Regions from separate parts of the Homo sapiens genome. Here all the other regions are linked to region 4. A link is a loop called in an ENCODE intact Hi-C map of the cell type or tissue named here. Cell type or tissue: heart right ventricle. All regions are shown on one strand.

The links. A loop is a pair of places that touch in the nucleus more often than their neighbours do. Peaks named below come from ENCODE experiments on the same cell type or tissue, not always from the same donor. Only the 100,000 strongest peaks of a DNase experiment are listed, where the experiment ranks them.
Region 1: a loop joins it to region 4, with 9 times the contacts of the local background. A loop is called at or near these places in 85 of 110 quality-filtered maps.
Region 2: a loop joins it to region 4, with 3 times the contacts of the local background. A loop is called at or near these places in 23 of 110 quality-filtered maps.
Region 3: it touches region 4 in a loop (2.5-fold over the local background); 48 of 110 quality-filtered maps call a loop at or near these places.
Region 5: a loop joins it to region 4, with 3.0 times the contacts of the local background. A loop is called at or near these places in 54 of 110 quality-filtered maps.
Region 6: a loop joins it to region 4, with 2.3 times the contacts of the local background. A loop is called at or near these places in 50 of 110 quality-filtered maps.

Annotation. Positions count from the first base shown.
Region 1 is chr3:171,766,971-171,770,970 of GRCh38, forward strand. All of the region lies in intron 1 of PLD1 (phospholipase D1), which reads right to left. Among named protein-coding and RNA genes, the nearest start is that of PLD1, 42 kb to the right of the region's middle. In heart right ventricle, no CTCF peak of the experiment used is centred here; no DNase peak of the experiment used is centred here; H3K4me3 peaks cover 3,009 bases; H3K27ac peaks cover 2,762 bases.
Region 2 is chr3:172,475,947-172,479,946 of GRCh38, forward strand. No RefSeq gene overlaps it. Among named protein-coding and RNA genes, the nearest start is that of GHSR, 29 kb to the left of the region's middle. In heart right ventricle, CTCF peaks have their summits at 1,544 and 1,753; a DNase peak (open chromatin) is centred at 1,545; H3K4me3 peaks cover 1,240 bases; H3K27ac peaks cover 1,423 bases.
Region 3 is chr3:172,352,797-172,356,796 of GRCh38, forward strand. FNDC3B (fibronectin type III domain containing 3B) reads left to right here. Exons shown (of 26, transcript NM_022763.4): 22 at 7-287. Among named protein-coding and RNA genes, the nearest start is that of GHSR, 94 kb to the right of the region's middle. In heart right ventricle, no CTCF peak of the experiment used is centred here; no DNase peak of the experiment used is centred here; H3K27ac peaks cover 779 bases.
Region 4 is chr3:171,644,965-171,648,964 of GRCh38, forward strand. It overlaps PLD1 (phospholipase D1), which reads right to left. Exons shown (of 27, transcript NM_002662.5): 22 at 1-59. Among named protein-coding and RNA genes, the nearest start is that of PLD1, 160 kb to the right of the region's middle. In heart right ventricle, a CTCF peak has its summit at 1,574; no DNase peak of the experiment used is centred here; H3K27ac peaks cover 2,261 bases.
Region 5 is chr3:172,339,574-172,343,573 of GRCh38, forward strand. FNDC3B (fibronectin type III domain containing 3B) reads left to right here. Exons shown (of 26, transcript NM_022763.4): 17 at 1,540-1,658; 18 at 3,438-3,543. Among named protein-coding and RNA genes, the nearest start is that of GHSR, 110 kb to the right of the region's middle. In heart right ventricle, CTCF peaks have their summits at 2,107 (motif pointing left) and 2,307; no DNase peak of the experiment used is centred here; H3K27ac peaks cover 417 bases.
Region 6 is chr3:171,827,661-171,831,660 of GRCh38, forward strand. No RefSeq gene overlaps it. Among named protein-coding and RNA genes, the nearest start is that of TMEM212, 14 kb to the right of the region's middle. In heart right ventricle, a CTCF peak has its summit at 2,470 (motif pointing left); a DNase peak (open chromatin) is centred at 2,461; H3K27ac peaks cover 2,718 bases.

The DNA.
Region 1 (4,000 bases), 120 kb after region 4:
AAAAAAATATATGTCTCATAATCTTGGTTATCCACTAAACTTAAGGAAACCTTCAAGACTGCCAAATAACCAGAGCTTTGATTACTAGCAGGAAGTCATACTGGGCAGAAATAAAGAGGACACTCCTACTGGCCAAATTAAAACTAAACAATCAGAAAAGTCCAAGTTCCTAGCTTTAGTGGCTTTATTATTTTAGCCTTAAAAAGTCTCTAAAATCCCAAAAGTAGCTTAAGTGTTTAAAAGACAGTATTCAATGCAGTGGGCTATTCTCCATACGGCCTGGCCACTACTGGTCTCATTTACGGGCCATGGGCAACCTCTATATCCTGCCATTGGTCACCAGGTTCTTGCCACTGGTCACGAGCAGAGTAGGTGAGAAAGTGGAGCACAAGCTTACCAACCCAAGTAGAGAAAGGACACCAATGGCTTGCCTTGCTGGTTGACAGTAAGTCAACAGAGCATCTTCTAAATGAAGAGCAGCACAGATGTCAGTATCTACATGGTTGTTTCTCAATAATAAGTACTGGGTTATATTGGACATAATACAATCCAAAATGTATTAGGTTGTATTTTTTTCTTATATTTTTCTAATATTGGATTCTATTTTCAGTTCTTCCCCCTCCACAGCACCTTCTGATGCACAACACTGTCATAGCTGCCTACTAGTTGCTCTGACTTAGGTCAATCTAACTTTCTTGAATAGTTTCCTCAACTGTAAAATGGAGATAATAAAGAAAATCAACAACTTAAGGTTGTTGTGAGGATTAAGGAAAAGGCTTAGAACAGGCCGGGCATGTTTACAAGGCTCATGCCTATAATCCCAGCATTTTGTTTACATGGCTCATGCCTGTAATCCCAGCATTTTGGGAAGCCAAGGTGGGAGGCTGACTTAAGACCAAGAGTTTGAGGTTGCAGTGAGCAGTGATCGTGCCACTGCACTCCAGCCTGGGCAACAGAGTGAGACTCTGCCTCAAAAAAAAAGAGAGGGGGGCTGGGGCTTAGAACAGTGACTGCACTTAGGAAATGACTTTTATGTGTTCATTATTATTATTATTATTATTATTATTACCACTATTCTACCACTTCTGCTATGACTATTACTACTAACTGGGGTAGTACTACTACCCCAGAAATGCTGGGTCAAACTTAAATTGGGTTCTTCAGAATGAAACAGGCAACTGGGGAGCTCTGTGGTCAGATCAGCTCCAGGAGTATACTCTATCCTCAACTTTTGCAATCCCTCTGGGAAGTTAAGTATTTACTGACATTACTAAAATAGTGAATTTCCAGGGTGGATGGCATCACAATCTCCCACATTTTCTGGTACGTAACCATAAGACCTATGTGCACACAAGCACCTGGTTCTTGAGGGGGGCAAGAACCAGGAGGTTAGGCATGGAAAAGGCAGATGTGGCACAGTTCATTTTAGTCAATACATGAAGCTGACAAGGCTATAAACTGCAGATGAAAAGCCTGCACCTCCCAAACCGTACGCTGCAAAGATCAAGACTATGTGTGATCACACAGGAACAAGGAGTGATCTGGGCTGTGAAGAACGGAACTGGTCCATCAGGTGAAAATCTACCAAGGTTCGACGGTCAGAAAATTCATCTCTAATACCACTACTACTCCTAGTTCTTCAATTCTTTCCTCAGAGTCCTGATCTTCTACTGCCATGCAACTTCCTCAACGTTTGGGGCGTAGCCAATTCAAGTTAAAAAAGTTTGCCTAAGAATTTCTCTCCAGCTTTGAAACTCAGATTCATTTTATAAGAAAATTGGCATCACGCCCTTCTGGGTCACAGCGAGGTCCATAAACCATCTGAGATGTGTGAGACATCTAAGTCACTTTGACTATCAACAAGAAAGCATGTTGGATAAAAATTAATTAGCACAAAACTCAACTTAAAATTAGATGGTATGTTATGAGACAAATGCTCATCTCTTATTAGCCAAAAGACCCAGATATAACAAAATTAAGCCAGTCCAGCAGAATGAGAGCAAGAATGCAATGTGTGTTCCAAACCTAGAATCAGGAATAATCTAAGGTTTGCTTAGACACTTTACCCCAAATTTACAGATTTTGAACTCTCTACTGTACAGTCCTTTTTTTTCTCCCACGTTTGGAGGAAACATTTTAACGTGTATATTCTCTGGGAAAACCCTAAAATCTGGTTTTTAGGGAGTTTCCCTCTTATCTAATCCTTTGCCACATTATTTTTGTTTCGAATCTGTGGTCTTTGCTTTGTTACCATCTCTAGATGAAAAGCTATGAAGCACTTGGGAACACAGAAACTGAGATCCACAAGATACAAATGAGTTTCATGTAAGCTTTTAAAGACCTTTATCTGTACCCATCAAGCACAAACAAGTAATCAACGACTAAAATGTCTTAATATTTCTCTCTAAAATCATCAGGCAGCTACAATCAGGTGGACAAGTCGTTCCTTAAAATTTAATATCATTTAATAATTAATAATTGCACAATAGCATATATGCGTAGTAATAGCATATATATGGCATGTATATAAAACATAGCAAAGTCATAGCAATCTTTGCACTTTTGGGAAAGCTAAAATGATGTAATAAACTTACTGTTAAAGAAAATATCTACAGAGGCAGGGGCAATAACACAGCTGTACAATTGTGCCTTAGGGGGTATAAAATACAGTCCACTTTGTAATCCCGAAATGGCATGCAGCCATAACATTGTAACTTCAACTTAGCACTGATGGGGAAAGGGATCCTTAAAGTTTAGCATATCACCTCAGAGATCTTTTTTAAGTACCTATTTCTGTCTCCCTTCCCCCTCAATTTTTTTTAAGCAGAGAAGAACATGAAAGAACAGACCCTTTCTAATACACTGTATTTCGCAGTGGGGAAAAAAGGAGAATAAAATGGCAATAACAGAAGCATATTAGCATATTTAAAACACTAGTACATTACCCTGAACTAAAGCATCCTTAAAGTAACATGAAAGCAAGAGAAACTATATTTCATAAAGTGTTGCAAACTTTAAAACACCAAATTGAACTACTCCTATAGAACAATTTCATGCCAGATTGCTTTGGTGGCAAATTAATAAAGGCAGAATTGCTCTTTAGATCTTTAAATTAACGAGATTAAGGAAGACAATGTCTTTCTCTGTGCTTAATTATATTGACTTAATTTCTTAATTACTATTAACTATACTTTTATGTTTTACAAGTCACACTCCATTTTTACAGCTGTTCTTTAATCCTCGGGTAATCTCGTATTCTGAAGAATCACTTGAGAATAAAAACAGCAAAACTGAAGACAAAATTCAATTGGGCTTAATCCACCTGTACATTCTGCCTGAATCAATTCTTATGCCAGTATTTTGAGGCATTCCAGAAAAGTGCCAGACTTTTCAAAGAGAAAAATTAAAATGATATTCTGGTTCACTGAAACTCCAAGGAGTAGGCCTGAAGAAAAACCGTGCATCAGACAAGCACGCACCAGTGGGGTGAGGGAGGACAACCCCAACTGGGGCCCAACACTCCACTACTTAACGTTTCAAAAAATAAAATCAACTGTGTATAAAATCATATTTATACCTAGAAGGTCTAGTGCGACGACACAAAGAAAGCAATTATAAGAAAGGAACTAGGCTAGGCAAGGTGGCTCACGCCTGTAATCCCAGCACTTTGGGAGGACAAGGCAGGCAAATCGCTTGAGCCCTGGGGTTGGAGACCAGCCTGGGCAACATGGCAAAACCTGGTCTCTATAAAAAAGTATAAAAAAAAAAATTAGCTGGGTGCGGTGGCATGCACCTGTAATCCCAGCTATTCAGGAGGTTGAGGTGGGAGGATCGCTTGAGCCCAAGAGGTTGAGACTACAGTGAGCCATGATCATTCAACTGCACTCCAGCCTTGGTGACAGAGCAAAACCCTATCTCAAAAAAAAAAAAAAAAAAAAAAAGGGGGCGGGGGCAGGGCTGATATTTACTAACAAGACCTCTGGACTGCAAATCCAACACA
Region 2 (4,000 bases), 830 kb after region 4:
GCAGAGAAAGAGTTCAATAGACGGCTCCTCCTCCTCTTCCACATGATTTTTTTTTTTTAAACAGAGTTTTGCTCTTGTTGCCCAGGCTAGAGTGCAATGGCACGATCTCAGCTCACTGAAGCCTCTGCCTCCCAGGTTCAAGCGATTCTCCTGCCTCAGCCTCCCAAGTAGCTGGGATTACAGGCATTCGCCACCACATCCTATTTTTAGGAAAGATGGGTTTTCACCATGTTAGCCAGGCTGGTCTCGAACTGCTGACCTCAGGTTATCCACCCGCCTCCGCCTCCCAAAGTGCTGGGATTACAGGGGTAAGCCACCATGCCCTGCCCACATGATTATTATTAACTCCCTGGAGTTAAAGTTGCCCCCAACCAGAAGTCTGCCCAAGTGTAAACAGCACCGCGCCCAGGTCACTCTCCAACTTTCCACTCATGTGATGAGCTTCCTGGAGCTTGGGGGAAAGAGGAGGACTCCTCTCCACCCTTCAGCCTGTACCATGGACTGTGTTGTATATCCTCCTGATCTTCATCCATTGCCTGTGCCCCTCCAGGAGGGAGAGGATTGGGAGACAAAAGGGGATGGGTTGCAGGCAGGCAGGCAGTGTGGCAAGTTTGTAGGGAAGGGAACGTGTGCAAAAAGGGGAAGCAGGCGTTGCAGAAGCAGAATGCTCATCTTCCCAATGTATCCTAAGGATGCGTTCATCTCACTTCACAGGGCAGTTAGGAGCAAGTGAGTTTCACAAGTTGAACCAAATTCTTAATGCAGAAAGGAAGCTTACTTTTAAAGAAAGACTGCTATTCATTTCTTTCTAAAATGCTCTTTTGTAATCTCTTAAATTTATCTGTTTTATTAAACTTGAGGGTTTTATACATTGATTTTTCTCAAAACAGGACGTACTTGAGCCCTGTTTTATACTTATCTATTTTAACTAGGTCATTTCCAATTTTGACGTCAATATGACTTTCTGGGAGATTTTAAGAATAAAGAGAAATCTGAAATCAAAATCAGCATGAAAGCAATTAAAATGAGGCTGTAAAACCTCTGTACCAGAGGTTTTCTTCGTCTTCTTTTCTTTTCTTTCCTTTTTTTTTTTTTTTTTTGAGACGGAGTCTTGCTCTGTCACCCAGGCTGGAGTGCAGTGGCGCGATCTCGGCTCACTGCAAGCTCCGCCTCCCTCTTTTTTTTTTTTTTTAAGCATATTGAATGCTTAGAACTTGCCAGGCCGTATCTCAGCACGTCACTCATATTAATCATTTCCTAATAACCGCTACAAGTTGGGTTTTGTTATTATCCCCATTTGAATAAATAAGGCACGGAGACACAGAGAGGATATGACATAACTACCAGAAGCCATTGGTGGCAAGATCTCAATCAGGACATGTCGGTACAATGCTCTGATTATCTCGTCTGCATCCCTGATTACTTATGGTCCAGATATAAACTACTCCTCTTCACTTTCATTTTAACCAGAATTTGAAGTCATTTTATTCTCTCTCAAGTACTTTGGGCTTTGAGGAAAATAAGGGAAACTCGCCACCTGGTGGCAGCTCATAGTGTGTGGTAACAAGGTGGCTGCCCCCTGTCTGGTTTCAAGGAGAGAGGAGAGAATGTCCCTGCCTTGCTATTCACGCCTCTCAAACAGCTGAGCTGACCTCTCCTCAAGGGCCATTGTCTTTAGAAATCCCTCGCCCTGTCTAGGTCCATTCTGATAAAAATTGGAGTAGCAGTTTTTTCTCTATGCTTCAAGTGAGGAGGTTGGATGGGACAGAGTCCAGCGATGAGAGGCCAAGACTCTCTTGACCTTATTTCATTGTCAAAAAGATCAGTATTCATGTTCTACAAGAAGGAATCCACAGTTGTCCAGAAAACTGTCCTTCAAAAATAGCCAGTCCACAGCTGCTTCCCGTATCTTAGGCTTTAGTTTCTGAAGCAGAGGAAGTAACATGCAGGCATCATCCCTTGTTAAAACAATTCATAGAATTAAAATGTTGCAGGTGAATTGAATTTTTGAACATTTAATCAGAATGATCACTTGGGTATCTTGTTTTCTTAAATACTTAATTCGCACACCACAGGGTTTGAAATGTAGGTTTTTCAAGTCTACATAGGTTCTATTCGTGATTTTCAGTTGCCTGTCAGTGAACAGGTGCCAAGTTAGCTGTATCAGAATCACTTGTGGAAATTAAAACGTAAACAAACACAGGAAGATTCCAATTCAGTAGGTCTCTGAGGAAGACTGAGCATCAGCATTTTTAAATGCTCACCAGGAGGTACTGAGAAGCAGTGTGCTTAGGAAGCCACTGTACCTGCACCACCTTTGCTGACCAGAATGGAAGCAGCAGGTAAAGAATGTTGGTGGTTAACACAAAAATTAGATACTGTTTTCACTCATCAGGCTGGCAAACAGGAACACAAATAGTAATATTTCACTCTGGTGATGATGTGGGGACCAGAGCATTCTCATTTTCTGTTGCTAGGTGTGTAATGTGCTACAAAAGATTAAGGAAGTAATCAGGGAGTTATTTATTTATTTTCATTTTTTTGTAGAGATGGGGTTTCCCTGTGTTGCCCACGCTGGTCTCAAACTCCTGGCCTCAAGTGATCCACCTGCCTCAGCCTCCCAAAATGCTTGGATTACAGATATGTGCTGTCTCAGCCAGGCCAGACAGGTATTTTTAACATCTAAAATGTTAAATTGGCCCAGAAATCCCAATTTGGAATCCAGAATGTTGAGATCAATGACAAAAATGTTTATTGTAGCATTATTTGTAGTGACAAATAATTGGGAACAATCAAATCTTGGAATAAATTATAATCTATTCATTCAATGAGTTATTATGCAGTATTTTAAAAGAACCAATTAAATCTGTATACTTTGATCTGGAAAGGAGTCTATGTACTATTAAAGGAATGAGTTGCTGAGTTTTATACACAACTGCATATGCATATACCTATATATGTATGTATATATATTTCCATTTGTAAAACAAAAAATTAATTAAGCTAGAATATTGGGAACAGGGAGAAACATATGAAAGGACACAGAGTTTTTTGGTTTTTTGGTTTTTTTTTAGATGGAGTCTCACTGGAGATTGTACTGCAACCTCTGCCTCCTGGGTTCAAGTGATTCTCCTGCCTCCGCTACCCAAGTAGCTGGGATTACAGGTGCATTGCCACCATGCCTGTCTAATTTTTCTATTTTTGAAAGAGATGGGGTTTCACCATGTTGGCCAGGCTGGTCTTGGACTCCTGACCTCAAGTGATCCACCTGCCTCAGCCTCCCAAAGTGCTGGGATTACAGACATGAGCCACTGCACCCAGCCAGGACACAGAGTTTTAATATTGGATCCTTCATGATGGGAAGGGAGTGGGGGGATTACAGATTTTTAACATTTTTCTTCATACATTTCTACATTTCACTCATAATAAAAAACATACCTTTCATGTGCAATTTATAAGATCCAATAAAGTTTTTAAAAATGTTGGTTGGACCAAAGAGTAGTGCATTACCCCCCCAAATCCCTGGTTTGGCATGCTTACCAACACTATTCAGGTAAGATTTAAACTGCAAAATTATAATGTATGTGTAAGGTGTAAAAAAAGATACTACAGAGAACCAGCCCTATGAACCCACATAAAATTAATGAATCCAACCCAATAGTCCCATGAACAGTTTTTGGGTTTTTTTTTTCTTTGGATAAACGTAGAAATAGACTTTTCTGATCTTACAGTGTGAAACTTACCTTTGTTTTATCTGAGTTCCTTCCTCGGGAAAGGACCCCCAGGCCTCTCAAACAGTATCAAAGAACTGAGACTCACCACATCATGGCATCAGGACAATGAGACTCCAGGCCCCTCATTCATTATGATTGCTTTCTTACCCCTTTCCAGTTCCTGCTTTCTCACACATAGTTACATTTCTTCCCTGCTATATAAACCCCTAATTTTAGTCACTCAGGGAGATGGATTTGAGACTGATCCCCAATGTCCTCAGCTGTAG
Region 3 (4,000 bases), 710 kb after region 4:
TTGTAGGCCTTCAATCAAGCAGGGGCAGGGCCGTACAGTGAACTTGTCCTTTGCCAGACGCCAGCGTCTGCCCCTGACCCCGTCTCCACTCTCTGTGTCCTGGAGGAGGAGCCCCTTGATGCCTACCCTGATTCACCTTCTGCGTGCCTTGTACTGAACTGGGAAGAGCCGTGCAATAACGGATCTGAAATCCTTGCTTACACCATTGATCTAGGAGACACTAGCATTACCGTGGGCAACACCACCATGCATGTTATGAAAGATCTCCTTCCAGAAACCACCTACCGGTGAGTGCAAGGGAGTAGAAATCTGCATCAGCACATCAGCACTTGGGGATCTAAGTAAACCTCTCGGGGAAAATGACCAAGTGGATGTCATCTCCCAGCTGTTTCTAAGAGCCCAGATGTCCAGAGTATTGTCTCACCTTGATCCCTCAGGCCAGAAGACCTGTGAAAAAGCCACACTGGTTCAGGGACTCACTGGACGGTTTTGTGTCCACTCTAACCTGCACCGTCTCTACCCCAGAGTGGACTCAAATCCTCAAGTCAGTCCTCTGAACATTGAAGTCAGAAATTATAAAAGGGCTTTGGCAATATGTTAGCCCAAGAATTTGGCTTCTTCCAGAAATTGTGCCGACCTTAACAGTGGCTTAAATGATGGTAAAACTTTTAAGATTTCTAAAAGGATGGCATTGGAGATACGTTGACTTTTATTAAACAACCTATAGTTGTTTAATGACTTCTAAAAAAATATCTGGAGCTCAGGGGTTCAACTGAGGGAACACATGTTGAGAATCATTGTTTACTAATTAAATGCCAGGTAACCGTTGAAATTATCAAAAACATCTTCCACGTACCAGAAAGCACCTCAGAGGATAGTTCTGTTATGGAGAAGATGAAATGGTTTAGTAGTGTAGGAACTATGGAAAGGTGAGCTTAGATTTGGATAGTAAAACCTCAAGACCCTATTTAAAAAGTATTTTATGAATGCAGCATAAATAATTTAATTCAGTGTTAATATGCCAAGGCTAGTATATTGAGCTGAATGTGAAAAGAAACTCACATTGGGAGAATGCCACCTTTTCCTTATAAGATAGCTTTGAAGATACCATTTTAGACAGATGGAAATTGAATAGCTTTAGAAAAGGCAAATGTTTGATCTTGGGGAAAAAAAAAAAACTTTAGATAGTCTTTGCTGGCCAATCAATAAATTATAAACTGGACATTACATACTTGAGGTAAAAATAATTCATACTTGCTTTTTCTTTTACATCTTGAAGTAGAGGCTGATTTTTCAAAATAATGAATAGGCTACCAAATGAAGGAAAATCAATCAAAACCTTAAAAATTCAAAGTATGTTCAATATCATTCTATAGTAGTTTATTTCTGGTTAACATGTAGGACAGTTTTACATACCCATTTCTGTTTATATACAAATAGAAAAAAATTTCAAATATGAATTATCATATTTAAATTGTTTCCAATTTTAATCCATTGTTCACTAAATCTGAATTACATTTTATGAGTCAGTATTTATCATTTAATAATAGTACATTTTATATTTTATATCATGAAATCATAAACTAAATATTAGGGACCAAGTTCAATTAATATTTTTGCTTGCTAATGTTTATAACTAAGATATTGGTATGCCCGTATCAGTAAATGAGTATTTTTTCAATAAAGAAATATAAACAATAAAAAAAAATAATAATAATAATAATTCATACTTAAGACCAACTGGTTTATAGCTTTAGGAATTTTAGTTTCTATAGTACACAATTGGGTATACTGTATAGTATTAATAGAACTCTGGTCAACCCACAGTCTTGTTGTTTTATGTTTCAAAAACATAATTGCAGTAATTATAGTGAAATACAAAATGAGTATTTCAGGGAACCAAAGGTATAATTTTGGCCCAATCAACTTTTATTTCACCTTTTTTCTGTCCTATAAATTGGTTAAAATATAAATGAACAGATCATGATGTTCTAGATAAAAACATGTGGAATGAAACATTTTAAGCAGACCATGGAGCTTGGATAAAAGACTTGTTTCTTTTGTTTGATTTTCTTTTTTTTTTTTTTTTAAGCCTTCAGCAGTTACATATTGTTCTCATACCAAGCTTATTCTTTCTCTGTGTTGCCAGGACAGGGTTGTACACCTCTCTAGTAAATGTACTAATGCAAAAAAGCTTCTTCAATGGATCGGTCATTTCTCCATGGGTGCTATTATAGCAAACTACCCATTGGCTTGCTGACACACTCTGTAGAAATTTCACTAGAATTACAATACTACTTTTAAAGGCATTCCTTTAAGTTTATAATTGAGTTAGAAATTGAATTTGTCCTTTAATTTGAAGGAAAACAGTATTATTAAAAATGAAAACCTAACTTTGCTCTGTGTGCTTCCAGCCAAGTAGTCACAGATTTGGCAAGATAAGAGGGTAATCGGATCACCTGGTATCACCCCTTCCCAGTCCTTGGCTTGAGCATCTTCAGTGACAGGGGCAGTGGTTCTAGCTTCCACTCACCAGGCAGTCCATTCTATTTGTGGATAAACCTCTCTATATCTAAAATCAACTGCTGACCTTAGAACTTCCTCAATAGCAGTGATTCTCAAAGTGTGGTCCCTGGACCAACAGCATTAGCATCACCTGGGAACTCGATAAAATGCAAATTATCAGGCTCCACCCCAAACCTACTTAATTAGAAAATCTAGGGGGGGGGCCTAGCACTTGGTGCTTTAATTAGCCTTTCAGGAGATTTTGATGCTTATGAAACTTGAAAACCTTGGCCCTAGAGCAGTGATTCTTAAATGTCAGTGTATGTAAGAGTTGCCTGGAGAACCTTTTCAAAATACAGGTGTTTGAGCCCTACACCTGTAGGCCGCAATTGGCCCCAGAGGGGGCCTAAACATCATTACGTTATAATGTCAGCTGTCTCTTATTTACCCATCCCACCATCATTTACACTGTCTTCATTAGCACAGGTTTTCTATAACTGCCTCCAACCTCTTCTTTAAATGTTTTCAGGTTTTTGGTGGCCTCGCTGATGTGCAGTGCCCAGACCTCCAGGAATGGTCTGGTTGGCTGGCTCAGAGCAGACCAGGACTATTGCCTTCCTTGTTCTCCATACTGAGCAGTTAGTGAGGTTGCCTGAGATTACTTTTTTTTAAACAACCTTATTATATGCCTGACTCAGACTGAGCTGGCAGGCAACCAAAACTTAAAGTAGATTTGTTTGTTTTGCTCATTTGTACTCCTTTTGCTAAGTAAAAAAGGCTTAAAAATAACATGTATTGAGCCCTTACTATATGGTAAGCACTATGTTAGGCTGCCCAGAAGTGAATCATAAATCATTTTGTCATAACAAGGTGAGATGGGCTTTACTAGGAGACAAGTTCTGGGTAGTTCAGTGGTAGCAGACGAGTCAGACAGCCTTGACTTCAATCCTATCCTTCATTTATTGTCTCTGCAAACTTTGGGAAGTTATTTAAGCTCTCTGTGCCTCAGTTTCCTGACCATTAAAAAGGGGATAATAATTTTCACTACTTAACAGAGTTGTTGGGTATTTTGATAAGAGGTCAGGTACCTAGTATGGGGCCTGACACATAGTAAATAAATAATCAGAAAATCTGTTGTTAATGTTCGGTAGGGAAGAAATGAACTCAAAGATGGGTTGTGACCAGATTATAGGTAGAGATCTTATCTGTAGAAACCTTATCCTTCAAGGTTTTTTTGCCTCCAGAGCAGGGTATGAGAAGAGCAAGTCTCAGTGCCTGGAGCTGGAATGGTGGCATTGGTGTCAAAGGAGCTTTCAGGAGCAGGAGCTTGGTGGGAGGCCAGTTCCGACTCCTCCTCCAGGAAGCCTTCTATGAATAACTTTACTCGGAGCCCATCTTTTCCCCACCAAAAGGGATTTTCGTTGTTTGCTATTATTTCGTACTTAAGACATTTTCTGATGATTATTCTCTTCTTTCATGTTTTTCTTAATTAGAT
Region 4 (4,000 bases):
CTCCTTCGAACCCTGGCAGAAGTGGTATCACGACATATACCCGGTATTTCTGGTTTTCCCTGCAAAGGTCAGATGCAGAGAAATTCACCCAAAAAATAAAAGGTAGTATCAATTTTAGATGACAGCCAAGCAGTTCACATGGTTTTTGAGATTGAGTGAATGGCTTCCTACAACACGTTCTGTCACATTTCAGGACTTGGGAGGGTGTGCTGTTGGACTGGAAGACAGAAGCTGTCATCCAGGCTATCGCTTCATAGCCTGAATAACAAGCTAAACTTGGCAGTAAAGTAGAAATTGTACCCATTGTCTCTCTACAGCATAATCGCTTGTAGGACAAAATGCAGTGTAAGAAATCCTTGCTTGGATCCCATGGAAAGAGGCGGGTAGGGGAGGCTATAACAAAGTTTTGGAAAAAGAACTTAATAGTTAACACAGTACCTAGCTAGAGCCGTGGAAATAGTAGACATTCAGTTAATAATTGTTGAGTAAATCAGTTCTCATAGCCTAGATCGCAGGGGCAAAAAGACACACTGGACCCATTACATTTTCCAAAACAGAAGTCATCATTATCTACTTAGAAACTCTGAGTTTTCAGCTGTAAAATGTTACCCTAGGCCCTTTAAGAATTCTGAGTGGCCGGCCGGGCGTGGTGGCTCATGTCTGTAATCCCAGCACTTTGGGAGTCCGTGGCAGGTGGACCACGAGGTCAAGAAATTGAGACCATCCTGGCTAACACGGTGAAACCCCGTCTCTACTAAATATACAAAAAATTAGCCGGGCGTGGTGGCGGGCGCCTGTAGTCCCAGCTACTCGGGAGGCTGAGGCAGGAGAATGGCGTGAACCCGGGTGGCGGAGCTTGCAGTCAGCAGAGATCGCGCTACTGCACTCCAGCCTGGGTGACAGAGCGAGACTCCATCTCAAAAAAAAAAAAAAAAAAAAAAAGAATTCTGAGTGGCCAGTATGTATATTTAAGTCCCCTGCACATACAACACAATATTTCATGTCCCATTCTCTCAAGTGATTAATGACAACCTTTGAAAGAAAATGAATTCTACTCAATGATATAACAATAGAAGAAGAAAGTGTAGCTTTCTCTCTTTGACGGGCATTCAGAAAATCAGAAATTTGAAGTATGCTCCAAATAGGTACCATTTATTCAGAATCAAAAGCTATTAACGTTCTTGTCTCTATTTATAGGATATACAGGGAGAAGAAAAAGCCTCGAAAGGAATGTGACATACACTGTGATCAATGAATCTCGCTGGGATATCCGGGAGGACTATATTCACACAAAGGTGTTGTCATTGGTTAATTTTCAAGTCCGATCCTACTTAAACTTCTCATTTCTAAAGTGCATTTTCTTCTAAACAACTAAATTTTTCTTTCATGTGAATATTATCAGTACTCTTTGGGGGATCAGATTTTATTACTGATGTCTCTAAAGTCGATGTCAGGGCAAGTGGAAAGAGAAGTTCAGGGCAGAAATGACTACCAACAATGAAATTTGGAGGCCTGTGAGTTTGGCTGCCATGCTAAGAAACAAGGATCTTGAGTAGGTTGTTGTAATGGCATGGATTATTCACTAGATGGCAAACATAGTTTGAGTTGGAAAGAAGACATTAAAAAATGTAAACTGTTCAAGTTTGCTGCTTGGTAAGAATAAAAGGCTCACATCCCTAAATGGTGAGCAGGATAGCGAAAAAGAACAGACAAAAAAAAAAAAAAAGAAAAGAAAACCTAAGCTATTAAGCTATTTCCCCACAGCCAACATTTAAAAGTCAAAAAATTAAACTGGACAGTTAAAAATGGATGTCATTTGGCCTCAACTGCCTTTTCAGAATTCAGGATTATACTGCCTTACAGTATAATCCTCCCATCACCACAGCCCAGTGACAGGAGACTACCACCCTTTGTTCAGAGGTACACCTTCCTACTAATAAAGCTTGGCTCATCAGCCTTCTGGGCCTCCAGTGAATCCCACTTCTTCTAGGTCACCTTATTGGCTATTTCCTCTGCCAAGCCACTTGGCTCTTCCAGTCAGAGTTGTTTTATTCTTGCCTCGGCACTCATAGCACATGGCCAGGATGTCTGTTCTGCACTCTTTCTGCTTTACACGATAGTGATACACACATCTGCTCTCTAGGCTATGTGATAAGCTCCTTTGAAACACAGGATGCCTGCCCACATATCTTTCTGGTTTTGGTAGTACCCAATCAAAGACCCTTGCACATGCTATGCACTCGGTATTATTTGCTTTAGGAGGATGGGATCAGGTTGGAAAAATGTTTCTGGGGAAGTTTCTGGTAGAGAAGAGGTTAAGCTGAACAGGAATTTTTTCCTTTAAATTAAATTACATTTTGTTTGTAAAGTGTATATAATATATTACATACATTTTTTTCTTTAAATAAAATTATATTTTATGTCTTTAAATTAAATTACATTTTATTGTGGTAAAATACATGTAATATAAAATTTGCCATTTTACCCTTTTTTTTTTATTTTGAGATAGAGTTTCGCTCTTGTTGCCCAGGCTGGAGTGCAATGGTGCGATCTCGGCTCACTGCAACCTCCGCCTCCCAGGTTCAAGCAATTCTCCTGCCTCAGCCTCTTGAGTAGCTGGGATTACAGGTGTGCACCACCACGCCCAGGTAATTTTGTACTTTTAGTAGAGACGGGGTTTCTCCATGTTGGTCAGGCTGGTCTCGAACTCCTGACCTCAGGTGATCCGCCTCGGCCTCCCAAAGTGCTGGGCTTACAGGAGTGAGCCACCGCGCCCAGCCCCCATTTTTAAGTGTACAGTTCAGTGGCATCAATTACATATACAATGTTGTACAACTATCATAATGATCTATTCCCAAACCTTTTCAACATCCCAGACAGAAACTCGGTGACTATCCAGTCATAACTACCCTGTTTTTCCCTGCCTGCACCCCTTGGAAACCTCTAATCTGCTTGTCTCTATGAATCTGCTGGTTCTGGATTTTGCATATAATTAGAATCATACAATACTTGTCCTTTATGTCTGACTTGTTTCGCTTAGCATAACATCTTCAAGGTTCACCCATGTTGTAGCATGCGTCAGAATTCCCTCCTTTTTAAGACTGAATAATATTCCATGGTATGTACATATCACATTCATCTGTTAATGGACACTTATGTTGTTTCCACCTTTTGGCTATTGTGAATAATACTGCTATAATACTAGCATACAGTATCTGTGAGTCCCTGTTTTCAGTTCTTTGGGGTTTATATTCAGGAATGGAACTGCTGGGTCATGTGGTCATTCTATGTTTAGCATTTTGAGGAACTACCAAACAGGTTACTTTCAAATGAGTAACATATGCTCATAGTACAAAATGTAAGAGGTAGATGATTATACAGTGAAAAAAAATCTCTCTCACTCCTTCATCCTGAGGGCAACTCCTGTTAACAGTTTCCTCCATGTTCTTTTAGAAATAGTGTAAGAATTTATAAGAATATATGTATTTTTTCCTTCTACACAAATATTAGAATACTATAAACACTTTTCTGAACATGATTTTTATCATTTAACAGGGTATCTTGGAAATCCTTCCACATAAGAACATAGTTACTTTTTTTTTTTTTTTGAGACCCAGTCTCGCTCTGTCGCCTAGGCTGGAGTGCCGTGGTGCGATCTCGGCTCACTGCAAGCTCCACCTCCCAGGTTCATGCCATTCTCCTGCCTCAGCTTCCCGAGTAGCTGGCGCTACAATCGTCTGCCACCACGCCCGGCTAATTTTTTGTATTTTTAGCAGAGACGGGGTTTCACCGTGTTAGCCAGGATGGTCTCGATATCCTGACCTCGTGATCCACCCGCCTCGGCCTCCCAAAGTGCTGGTATTACAGGCGTGAGCCACCGCACCTGGCCAGAACATAGTTACTTTTTAAGAACAGGGAGGTAATATTCTACCATGCATCTATACTTTAATATTTAAACCAGTTCTTTACTGATAGGCATTTAAATTGCTTCTAATTTTTT
Region 5 (4,000 bases), 690 kb after region 4:
CAAAAAACAAACAAACAAACAAAAAACCTGGTTTAGCTTTTCTTCATTAGAAAAACCCAACTAGGTTAGAAGTCATGTATATGCCAGTGGCTCGTTGTGAATATTTAAGTATGTTTTGAATTCTCATGGCTCCCTTTAGCTACTGATGACAAATCAAAAGTAGGGGCCCTTCTGGACTTCCAGTTAACAACTTTGTGACTGCATGGCTGAGTGAGTGATTGAATCTTTTCAGTAATCCTTGCTCCCAGTCACCTTTTCAGTACAGGTTTTTTTGACCTGTAATATCAGGATAATTGCCTTTGCTATTGCCTTTCTTCATATGGCCTTAGTGCATGCGACTCTGTTGTGAATCTAAACTAATAAGCCGCTGGGGGAATTTGTGGAAGTTACTCTAGTTAAAATACCAGGGAATAGAAAAAGCATTTCCCCTAAAACAACTTCATGTAGTAAAAGGCTTTTGTAAAGTGGTCAACTGGAAACACAGCGTGAGTGGGAATAAAACAGAGGAGTGAAGAGCCTCCCAGTGGCCTGGAATTGTGAGTCAGGCAGGCGGCTGAGGCAGCCCTGGGTGCCCTTGCTTCTGACGGCATCAGCCTTGGGGGGCACCCAGACTCCTGGTGACCGTTTCTCTCTTCAGTTCCACAAAGCGGTCAGATCACTTGGGTCATGCCACATTTGGTCTTTAATTTGTCACCCCCGTAGGCATTTTTGTCTTTTTTTTTTTTTTTTTTTGAGAGAGTTTCACTCTGTCGCCCAGGCTGGTGTGCAACGGCGCAATCTCGGCTCACTGCAACCTCTGCCTCCTGGGTTCAAGTGATTCTCTTGCCTCAGCCTCCCAAGTAGCTGTGATTACAGGTGCCCACCACCATGCCCAGCTAATTTTTGTATTTTTAGTAGAGACAAGGTTTCGCCAGGTTGGCCAGACTGGTCTCAAACTCCTGACCTCAGGTGATCCACCCACCTCGGCCTCCTAAAGTGCTGGGATTACAGGCGTGAGCCACCGCCTGTAATTTTTGTCTTTTAAGTGGAGCTCCATGAAGGCAGTCAAAAGACCCAGTTTTTAAAAGAGGATTTCACTTCCTTTGACCTCTAGGCAGATAAGAACAGGGAGAAATTCTTGCGTACCACCCCAGACTTGCCAGAAGCCTCGTGGCCAAGAAGTAGCCCCGTGCCTGGCTGCCCCTGAGGCCTCCTCACACCAGGAGCATTTGATAGCTTGCCCACCCCTGTTCTGTGTCTCCTACCACTCCCTCCATGCCAGCGGCACGTTTCATTATGGTTTCCCACATCCAAACCTCATAGCAAATGTAATTGTGGTGATAATAGGTAGTCTAGCCAGCAACACTAAGTATTAAAAATGACTCAATGTTATTTTGGTATTTAACTTTGTAAAAGAAAAAGGAAGAGCTTTCTGGCTATTTAAAAAGAAAAAGAAGATGTTGGTTTTCATGAAAACATAGAGCTTTTTCTTGTCAGCAATGGCTGATATGCTACATTTTTACAAGAGGCATAAAGTCATGCATAAGTCTTGTTTTACAGCGAATCAGTGGGAAGTGGCCTACAGTGGGTCGGCTACCGAATACACCTTCACCCACTTGAAACCAGGCACTTTGTACAAACTCCGAGCATGCTGCATCAGTACCGGCGGACACAGCCAGGTTGGTTTTGTTTCCATATGAAAGTAAACCTCATTGATCAAATTCGGACAAACTGTCTATAACATCAGAAGCAAATTGCAGTTTAAACAATGTATCTTGGTAATGCAACCTAATAGTATCATGTCAGGAAATGAAAAATAGAGCTTTCTGAATTGCTGTTTAGAGGTATAAGATAGGCCTAAATGATTCCCTACTGAATTGTGGTATTTTCGGGTACATTTGTCACTCACTCATTTCTCAGAAGGCTTTGACATAATCACCTGTGACAGTTGAAAATTGTCTGGAATTTGCATTGACTAAATAAAGGAGACCTCGGTTATTGCAATGATTAAAAAACTATAGATTTTAGAGTAAAAAGATAAGACCTGCACAGCACTGCTGTTACCACATCTATCAATTTTAAGAATTTGAGACATACCTTCCTCAAGGTACTTTACTGCCATCTGCTGGAAAGTTGTTGCAAAAACAATATAAATCCATGATGACTGAGCTGAGTGGCACCTCCTGAAGTTGTGTGGTACCCAACGTACACATCTGTAGGCAGCATCCATTCTTTTGTTTCTACTATTTATATGACTTTAGACTAACCTGTTAACATGTCAGGAGCCTTAGTTTCAACCACATAGTACTCTCATAGGCGCAAAACAACCTAATAAATATACATGGAGTACTCTAGAAATAATTGTTATCTAAATGGTTTTAACTTACACTCAGAAAAGTGAATGAGAAACGAGATGCCAAAAGATACTTTCACTGTAGAGATATTTAACATTATGATTTGAAACCACTAAACATTTAAAATGAAAGAGAAGGAGAGATGGTGGCTTACAGCCCTGTGCTGGGTTGACTTTTCAAGAGAATACCTGCCATTTGAAGGCCTAACTTTTCTAGTCAACCCACTTGCAACATCAGTTTTTGTGTTTACTTTCTTTTGCCCCCAAGGATGGTACTAGGGCATCTAGACTGCCCATGTAGACACTGCCTGTGAGGAGAAGGTCCAGCTGGACCATCTTTATACAGTGCCGAAGCTGTCTGGAATGCCTCCCAGGTGGAGTAAATCCAAATCAAAGCTGAGATTATCAGTGGTCCTTCCTATGTGTGAGGCACTACACAAGGTGGCACTGAGGCTGAACTGCTCAAATGCATAGAGTTCATTTCCTCTGTGCCACTTCTCAGGAAGAAAACTGAATGTGGCTGAGCTGTATAGCTCTACCTGATTTTCTCCCGTCTCAGGAAGTAGGTCAGCTTCCATACCACTAGCCTTACGCAACCAGATCCTGCAAAATAAAGGACTGCTTATTTTAGCATTAACAGTACCTGCTGGTTGATGTCAGAATCAATTGATTAATATTGAGTTTATTTGCTTTTCTGCTCTGTATGTGAGTGGTTGGCCATTTATGGTACCATTTTAAAATTTCATCCAGCTGTCGTTTTGTGTTCTCTTCTGTCCTCATGAAGGGTCTTTCTAATTTTGATTTGAAGGAAAAGAATTGTGTGCTTAGGATATACAGTACTCATGTCTGCTAATCTAACTTCAAAAATAATCATTCTTGTTTTTCCCAGTGCCATATGAAGTCTATAGCCACCCTTAAAACACACACACATAAATTTATATGAAGATCTTAATTACATTAAAAGCATACCATAATGTGCACACATTTAGTGTGTAACCCCTTTTCGGTAACATTTGCAGTTATGGGGTGGAATTTGCCTGATATGTAGAGGTCTGATAAATTCACAGTAACTAAGAGATGGTTCTCTCTGGTGTTTCTCCTGCAGTGTTCTGAAAGTCTCCCTGTTCGCACACTAAGCATTGCACCAGGTCAATGTCGACCACCGAGGGTTTTGGGTAGACCAAAGCACAAAGAAGTCCACTTAGAGTGGGGTGAGTGAACTAACCTTCACATTGACATTGACAATTTGGACAATTGGAGATGAAGACTTATGCTTTGTAGTTAAGTTTCAAAGCTTTCTTCTAAAGACCATATACGTTTTTGTCTGTTGAGGATGTCCATATTCTTCTTGAAGTATGTTGACCCAGGTTTTTTATGTGTGTCATTCCCCCCATCCACACCCGCAACACTGTCCCTCACCTTCCTCTTCCTGATGGTGCCACACACATGGTTTATCCCCCGCACTTCAGGGGACACATTTCTAGGGAGTATTTCAAGAACAGCCAGTCTTTTTCAGAAAGTTTTCAACTTTATTCATGGGAAAAAAATTTTGTGCTCCATTTAGAATTTAAACCAAAGAATGGTTTATAAGATCACATGGAATTCTTTCTCGTCTTTGTTTGCAACCACCTCTGCTGCATTGTCCTGTGTGGGTCCTGATGTTTTTAC
Region 6 (4,000 bases), 180 kb after region 4:
GCAGCTACTTTGGTAGACCCTCAGATTGACAGAAACTTAGAGACTCCCCAAAATACATACGTTGGAGGGGAGATGGCAGTGATTTTACTTGGGTCTTAAATTCATTTAATGCAGGTAAGGCTTTGTACTAAAGTTGAGTTATCTCTTCCATGATATTATTTGGGGCTATTGAAGAAAGGGCTGTATAAAGTAGGGCAAAGCCTTGGCCACAGAAGGTTATAACGCAAGACAATTTACTGGCCAGTATTGGCTGGTGGCTTCCACTGGACATCAGCAAGACTACCTGGGCAACCGCGTGGCTCCCTGGTGCAGATGACAGGTGGTAGTTGCACTGGCTGAGGCTGTGTTCTCTTTATCTTGATCTGCTCCTGGCCGTGATAACTCTAAGTCTATACCTCAGACTTCCTTGACTTCCTCTGACCTGGTTTCAAGAATAGTCACTCTTACAAATATGTATGCAAACATTTCTGTTTTAGACTTACAGTTTTTGACCTTAAAGTTCCGAGTCTTCTCACCATTTTTTCTGGTTTTGTTGTATTCATATTTTCTCAATGTTTAAGCTGGGGGAAGGGCAGGCGCGGAGTGAACAGCGGAGGGGATTTCATAAGATGTGTGTAAGGCACGACGGTAGGGATGGAGTAGGGAGGAGTGAACATAAAAAACAAGCTGAAAAGAAATGAACCAAAATGCCTACAGTCATAGGAGGTGAGATTCTGTGTGGCTTTTCTTCTTTATGCATTTGTTTTCAAAACATTTCTACAAATAGACACTTATTACTTTTATAAACAGAAAACTATTCATGAATGTTATTATTTTTCTAAGATGAGGAAGAATCACAATGAGCCAGCGAGAATTCTCTAGGAATGAGTTATCATAAACAAACCTAATATGATATTTGGATAGACCTACTGAGCTGGTAAATCAGAATAGTTACACATGGGATTTCTTATTATTTTATTATGTGAAAGCTAAATTGGTTGAATAAGCATATCCAAAAAGTGCTTATTATAATGTGCGAATATTAACGTGGAGCTATGTCTCCAGTAAATTGCCACAGGACTCTGTGCACCTTCATATAATAACGTAGATGGAAATTTTAAAGTTGTGCTTATTAAATTTGCAGATGAAAACTAAGGGAAAATATCAAAATCAAGATTCACAATGATTTAACATGAATTGGAGAGTGGGTTAAAATTACCAAGAATTTAAGCAATAATAGTGTAAAGTTTGACAAATCAACTTCACATAGATGGGATTGGGGAGATGGCTGGTTTAACGAGACTTCATGCAATAAAAGACCTGAGAGCTTCAGCTCACTGCAAGCTCAGTGGTATCTAAGAGCATGACAGCAACGCTGCTGTGATGATAGGCAGTATTAATAAGACTGTCATACCCGGAACAGAGAAGTGATATCTCCCCATTCTCTGACTAGATGACAAGCTTTATCGCTTGTGTGTATGTGCCCTTATTGGCCCAACCACATTGGGTTTGTAGGATGGGGAGGCAGGAGGAGGGTGCTGCCTCATCCCAGAGAATTTTGGACACATTCCCCAGTGCCACAGGGGCAATGCTACGGCTGATGGTGATTTTGGAGTTCATACATAACTCTGGACCCAGTACTTAGATCTGCTAATGAGTAGATAGCTTATGCAATTTCCCTACCTTGTAATTTCCTCCTCTGTGAGAGTATTTGTGAAAAAATATTGCATAAGGACTTTAAAAAAATGGTTAGAGCTAAGTTTTGTTCTGAAGTCTAGGCCAAAATTGGATTTGAGATTGATGGATAGAAGAGGTTTTCTACTTTCATTTGCTAAAACCATGAACTTGGATTTGATCCTGGAAGGAGAAAATGTTTTTTGCAATGATATCTATCAGGAGCTTGCTGGTTGGACTGATTGCTATTGATTGACTGCTTACCAAATGTTTTTAAGATGACCTCTAGATATGCTCTCTGGTTTAGTCATCTCATTATAAAATTTGCAGAGTATTAGCTATGAGTGATTATAATCAAATAGACAATAAATTTCTTACAGTCAGGAAACATATGCCTTTTAGGATTTTCATTTCTAGTCCCTCCCTTCCTCCCTCCCTCCCTTCCTCCCTTCCTTCCTTCCTTCCTTTCTTCCTTTCTTCTTTCTTTCTGCAGTGTCAAATAGTGCTAAGCACAATGTAGTAGATGACTGATTGATAGTGATAGTCCCAATCTTTACATAACTGAGGGCCCCCAGGTCAGGCTAAACTATTGCAAATTCAGACAAGACTAAGGAGGTTCTACAGTCAGCTGTATTTGCATGAAGCTGAGAGTCCACTGGGGAAGAAAAATCCTCCCACAGAAGGAAAGTCAAGGCCAGTAGCTGGGTCCAAAGATAATGGGATAGACCATACTGTGACCATCTGCCAAGGACAAGCAACAGCAGGAATCACTGCAGCAGCTGCAGAAGGCATGGGGCCCAGGGCCACCTGGAGGCAGCTGGAGGAAATGAGTGTGGGAGCCTGTGCTGCCCGAAGAGCAGGCTCCTGAGGGAGACATCTCCTGGAACATTCGAGCTGGGACAGAGTCCCGCGGTCCTGCAGCCAGGGTGAAGTAAAGGAAAATAGTGTGGCCTAGAGCACCAGGGTTCTCGTGTGTTTTAAACTATTTTGAAAAACAGTTAGAAGAGAAAACTGGTGTACATCCTTCAAAGGGCACACTCCCGTATCTTTCCTCATGAGGAAAAGCTGGTAAAAGTAATACCTCCTCTGTGCTTTCAGAGTGTCTACTGTTGACAAACACCATGTTTAGGTTAGAAAGAGTCTACTGATTTTTCATTCCAGAGTTACACTCATATGTTAAAAATAAAGGCTTTTATTCACTAAATTTGCACCAAAAATTATACAAATCTTTCTTCTAAGAAAACAGAGCATAAGGTTTTCCTAACTGAAATAATTATGTTTTTCAAAAACCAACTATAGAAATTATTCCTCACCACATGTTCTCACTCATATGTGGAAGCTAAAAAAAGTTGATCTCATAGAAGTAGAAAGTAGAACAGAGGATACTAGAGGCTGGGAAGGATGGGGGATGGGGGAGGGAATAGGGAGAGGCTTATTAAAGGATGCAGTATTATAGCTAGAGAGGAGGAATAAGTTCCAGTGTTCTATACCACTACAGAATAACTCTGGTTAACAATAATAGATTATATATTTTTAAATAGTTAGAAAGAAGATATTGAATGTTCCCAATATAAAGAAATGATGTTTGAGATGATGATTACGCAAATTAACCTGATATGATCACAATAGATTTTACATTTTGAAACACCACTATGTTTCCCATAAAAATGTACAATAATTATATGTCGATTTTTCAAAATGGCATTAAATCTATGTTGTAAATGCTTCTCAGATTTGATCAATGTGTATGTGCTCTTTGAAATGTCTTTAATTAAAAAAAAAAAAAAAGGGCCGGGCGCAGTGGCTCACACCTGTAATCCCAGCACTTTGGGAGGCCGAGGTGGGCAGATCACGAGGTCAGGAGATCAAGACCATCCTGGCCAACATGGTGAAAACCCCCTCTCTACTAAAAATACAAAAAAAAAAAAAATTTAGCCAGGCGTGTTGGCATATGCCTGTAGTCCCAGCTACTCAGGAGGCTGAGACAGGAGAATTACTCGAACCTGGGAGGCAGAGGTTGCAGTGAGCCAAGATCGCGCCACGGCACTCCAGGGCAACAGCGCGAGACTCTGTCTCAAAAAAAAAAAAAAAGAAAGAAAAAGAAAAAGAAAAGATTGTCTTCTCTAGCCCAGAATTAACAAGAAAAACTTAAAAAGTTTTTCTGAGAATTTTTATTATTATTAATACATAAAATGAACTCTTCACAGTGTTTGTGGCTTCATTGGTCATAAGCAAGCATTTATAGTACTTTAATAATGCTAGATTTTAATATGCTTTTTAGAAGCACCTTGTAATCATATGGTCTGCCCTCATTACTATATTTCTTGATTGGTGAATATTGCGTCTG